2 separate regions of the Mus musculus genome follow, and region 2 is linked to region 1. Evidence: chromatin loops called from intact Hi-C (ENCODE). Cell type or tissue: left cerebral cortex. All regions are shown on one strand.

What was found. Peaks named below come from ENCODE experiments on the same cell type or tissue, not always from the same donor. Only the 100,000 strongest peaks of a DNase experiment are listed, where the experiment ranks them.
Region 2: it touches region 1 in a loop (2.7-fold over the local background); 1 of 42 quality-filtered maps calls a loop at or near these places.

The regions. Positions count from the first base shown.
Region 1 is chr2:3,513,097-3,515,596 of GRCm38, reverse strand. It overlaps Cdnf (cerebral dopamine neurotrophic factor), which reads right to left. Exons shown (of 4, transcript NM_177647.4): 1 at 2,356-2,500. The coding sequence starts at 2,470. Among named protein-coding and RNA genes, the nearest start is that of Cdnf, 1.3 kb to the right of the region's middle. In left cerebral cortex, a CTCF peak has its summit at 1,279 (motif pointing right); no DNase peak of the experiment used is centred here; H3K4me3 peaks cover 727 bases; H3K27ac peaks cover 540 bases.
Region 2 is chr2:3,442,901-3,445,400 of GRCm38, reverse strand. Dclre1c (DNA cross-link repair 1C) reads right to left here. Exons shown (of 14, transcript NM_146114.3): 10 at 1,611-1,747; 11 at 1,146-1,200. Among named protein-coding and RNA genes, the nearest start is that of Dclre1c, 20 kb to the right of the region's middle. In left cerebral cortex, no CTCF peak of the experiment used is centred here; a DNase peak (open chromatin) is centred at 1,008.

The sequences.
Region 1 (2,500 bases):
TGAGAGACATCATCTAGAGAGACTTTTTAAAAGTACATAGCTGCGTGGTGTGTAGTGAAATGATTTTTTGAATCTTCTGAGAAACCGTGGGGGAGGGGGAGACACTACCTGGTGGAAACTGGAAAAACATTAAATCCAGGAGAACCTGACAACCCTCCCAGAGATGGGGCAAGCTACAGGATGGAAAGACACCAAGACAAGGCAGTAGACCTGGGGAAAAAGAAAGGTAGAGAATCCATAGGAAGGTAGAGTCAATAGACAAGCAATTGGCCAGCAGAAAGAAAGAAAGAAAGAAAGAAAGAAAGAAAGAAAGAAAGAAAGAAAGAAAGAAAGGAAGGAAGGAAGGAAGGAAGGAAGGAAGGAAGGAAGGAAGGAAGGAAGGAAGGAAGGAAGAGGAAATACAGAACAAACCAGTTAATTTTGTTAACCTCATAACCTCATAGCATAGGAATAAGTTCCATTTGAGGATTACTTTTTAACTACATCACGTTTTTTGAATACTTAGTCACTCCATAATCACCTGACAGAAAATATGTCCGGAACTCTGGGGAGAAGGTGGCTTGGATACAGAGATGTAGAATTTACTGGACAGTCAGGCAGATTGATTTTTTTTTGCACTGTATGCAGACTGATAATAAATACAGAGGGCATGACACAGAAAAATTCCAACAACTAAGCCATGGCTAGGCCAAGCATTGATGGCACGCATCTTTAATCCCCACACTGGGGAGGCAGAGGCAGGCAGATCTCTCTGTGAGCTTGAAGACAGTGTGCTTCATAGTGAGTTACAAGCCATTTAGGGCTACATAGTGAGACCCTGTATCAAAAGGAAGGAAGGGAGGGAGGGAGGGAGGGAGGGAGGGAGGGAGGGAGGGAGGGAGGAAGAAAGGAAGAAACAAAAAACAGAAGCCAGCCATAGCCAAAGGTTGAGAAGCACATGAACAAATCTGGAAAATGTTTGCCGTGATGGAGGCAAAGACAGAGCAGCGGCAATGTCAAAGTCATCAAGGCAGGGACTTCAGGAAAGAAAAAATTCTAATACTGTCGGGAGTCACAGAGAAACCCAAGTTCAACCCTTGGATGTCCTTGGATTAGTCTCTGATAACCTCAGCACAGATGATGGAGCTAGTAACTTAAGGGTCCCCATTTGTGTGCATTGGTGTGATGTCAAATGTGTGTGTTACATTGTTGTTATTTAAGGTTCAGGGTTTTCTTTGTTGTTTTGTTTTGTTTAAGGTTTATTTATTTTATATATGTGAGTACACTGTCACTGTCCTCAGCCACACCAGAAGAGGGCATCAGACCCCATTACAGATTGTGAGCCACCATGTAGTTGCTGGGAATTGCACTCAGGACCTCTGGAAAAGCAGTCAGTGCTCTTAACCACTGAGCCATCTCTCCAGCCCTTTTTTGTTTATTAAAGTAGTTTCATACATCAATCTATAATGATTTCAAAATAGTTTGAAGTTCTATAATAAAATCCTGCTTGCCCAAGATGAGATCTTTAACTGAAATTATAACTGTTAAACCAGTATCTTTAGCTACAGAAATTTTAAATAACATCTAAACTTATTTTAAATTTCTAGAGGAAGGTTTGATAATTGCTGATAGAAAGCTGGACTCCAACTACTATTAATACTATTTACTTACAATAAGACTCAACTGCCCATTCCACATGAATCTTGTCTCCATTTTCTGTTCAGTACATCTGCTCTCAAGATGAGAAGATATATGTTTACATCACTTCAATAAAACAAGAAGTGCTACAGTGGTCCCAAAGGGACTATCAAAACTGTTCATCTTGGCTCTTGTTAACAGTCCTCTACAAAATACACTGTTTTTTTGTTTTGTTTTGTTTTTACAAAACCTAGGTACTATAACACCCTCAAAACCAGGTGGGATGGTGGAATTGAAGGTATGATCGCCAAGTCCACAGAAGAAAACAGGCGTCTATTTTATCGTTCTCTAGGAATTAATGTGCTCCTTTGTAAAGCAGCTTGTCTATAAAGTCCTAGTCAGCCGTACCCTTGTCTTTGATTTCAGCAACCCTAACGTATTGCCATGTTTTATTTACCTCCTAGGAATGGCAATTAGTTTGAACCTCAAAACATGTCTTCTGAGCAGAGAAGCAAGTCTCCTCGGTTAGGAGCAACAAAATCAAGTTGGCAGCGGAGACCATTTGCACAAAATCTAATACGAATCCTATTTCACTCCTTTTTCTGCGCCACCTTAATAATGACAGCAAAAGCAGAAGGGTGAAATGTTATTTACAGCTTGGGCCGGGAGAAGCTGCTTAGGCAATTGCTAGGCTGAGCGCGGTGTCGCCGCCATGCAAGCAGGTCACACACCGCTCACCTTCACAGTCAGCCCTCGGCCCCACACCGGCCTCCAGGCCCTGCGCCAGCACAGGGTTCGAGATACAAAACCCGGCGCAAAAGGTCACCAGAGCAGTTGGACTGATGCACCGCATGCTGAGCCTGGGACCCGGAACTACCCACAC
Region 2 (2,500 bases), 70 kb after region 1:
GCAAAGACCTCCATCCGCTGCAGAGGGGGTGAGGGATACAAAGGAATCAGTATCTAACTCCAACTCAAAGGATCAAACGAAGACAGACCGCCAGGGATCTCCAGTAACCAAGAAAACAGTCTAACTGCAGAATATCTATCCTTTACACACTTTTCACAATTCCTAATTATACCTTTAGGGAGATATGTCAACAAAAACAATGACCTGCCCCCACCCACCTCCTGCTGGACTTAGAGAAAACTGTGACTTCTAAAGGACTGACACAGGAAGGGCAAGCCTCTGTCAGAATGACTCAGTACACCTTAGAGAAGAGGGAGCCACAGGAAGACAGGAGACAGTCAATAGAGAAACATCCTCTTTCCATCATTCAAGGTGACCTACCACCAAACACTTGCCTAAACAGCGTACATAAACACCCTCAAGCCTTGTTGCCGTGGTTTCTACAAGACACCCCCTGACTGTCCCAGAACTCACTTTGTAGACCAGGCTGGCCTTGAACTCAGAAATCTGCCTGCCTCTGCCTCCCAAGTGCTGGGATTAAAGGCGTGCACCACCACTGCCCAGCTCAAAATTACTCTTTAAATTAGTATATAAACTATTCTATATCATTATGACATTTTCAAGAGGTTGTGTTTTATTGATTCTCCTACCATCCTTCTATTTTGCCTGTATACAAATACTTCACTTTCAGCTGACTATTTGACCCAGTGCCTACCACTGTAACTCGAGTCTGACAAACCTTACCAGGCATTTGTGTTTTCCTGAACGAGACAGGATGTTAGCATTATGACTATAGTAGCGAGCAGGCAAACACAGAAATGTGGACTGGACCAGTAAGAACCATCATTAAAAAGCAGTGAAAAGAGGGCTGGGGAGATACTTCTGTCAGAAAGGGATGAGGATTTGAGTTTGATACCCGGGATTGTGTAAAAAACGTGGGGCACAGTAGTACACATTTGTAATCCCAGAGAGCCTAGCATATGGTGAGCTGGCTTGGAGCCAATGAGAGAAGCTGTTGCCGAACGGTGGGACAGCCTTCCTGAGGATGGCACCTGAGGCTGTCCTCTGGCCCCCACTCCCACTCACCCACCTACACGCACATACACATAGCCTGGCCCGAGTTAGAAGCTGACAGGAACACTTACCTCACTGAAGGAGGAGTGAAAAGAGAAGCAAGCTCTGTATGAGCTCTCTCCAGTCCTGAGGGGAAAGCAGAACACAAAAGGACGCTGAGCAAAACTAAATGGGGCCCAGGCTTGAACTTCGACTGGGCTGCTCTGGGAAGCGTGGCTTCAGAAACTGCTGCTTGAACAGGAGTCAGCTTCTTCAGATGTAGAAACTTGCTACAGGCATTCTGAAGAGCCCAAATCAAGGAGGTCTGGCTAAGAGTCCAGCCGTCTTGTCTCACAGAGGAAGCCCCTGGCTATACCAGCCAATGTACTGCCATAGTTTGGAAGAAACACCCCTGGACTTTAAGTCATGTTTAAGTGAAAAGGGTATTTCCACAATTCTAACACATCCTCTCCTTGGGCTTGTGCTGATGTGTGTGTAAACCACACTCAGCTCAACACTTCACCTCTAGTTTCAGAAGACCAGGGCGATGCACTTACCTAACGATCACGTTGGTTTTTCTGGTCCTCTCTCCAAACCACATGGTAGATGGCTTGATGCTGATTGTGTGGAGTGCAGTTTTGTTTTGGGAAGTTATACCACAGGGTAGTTTATTCCACTGAAAACACTCTTCTGCCTGAAAGCAAAACAAACAAAACAAACAAACAAACAACCCCCCAAAGCATATTTGCTTTAACTTGCAGTTACATATTTTTAGCAAGGCTTCTATAGAATGAATCTTAAAAGCAATTGCAGATGAGGTTTTGGACATTAAAAAAATAAAGAGACAAGAAAAGAAGCAGGTCAGCTTGCCTGGGAGCCTGGGAGCTTGCCTACAGAACACGGGACCTGAGCACTTCACCATAGTCCACATGAGGGAAGAGAGACAGAACGCTGGAGAATAGGTTTGTAGCAAGAGAATCCTCAGGTTCATGGCGAAGAAGGAGGAGGCACATGGCTGGAAGATCATGAGTTTGAGCCCAGCCTAGACTACAGCAACCTGACCCTGTCTAGAGTGAAGACTCTCAAGAAAGAAAATCAAAAGCAAGCTACTCTTTGAGCTGGGTAAGGTGGCACATGACTGGATGAAAAAAAAAAAAAGTAAATAAAAAGGAAAGCAAAGAAGACGGGTCCCAGGTATGCTAGAGGAGAAGGCTTACTGTAGATCCGTGGGAGAGCAGAGCCAGAGGCAGGGACATCCTGGAAAGTCCAGGACATGATCAGACTAAGCTGGGCCGCAAGGGGGAGAGGGGAAGGGAATCAAGTGGGGAGAGAGCAGGAGCCAGGAGGCCCAAAGGAACAAGAAGAGCAGGTAACCCAAATGGATCATATAGGAAGGGCAGCCCATGCCACGCTCTGGGCTGCAGAGTTGAGGGTGGGGGGTGGTATA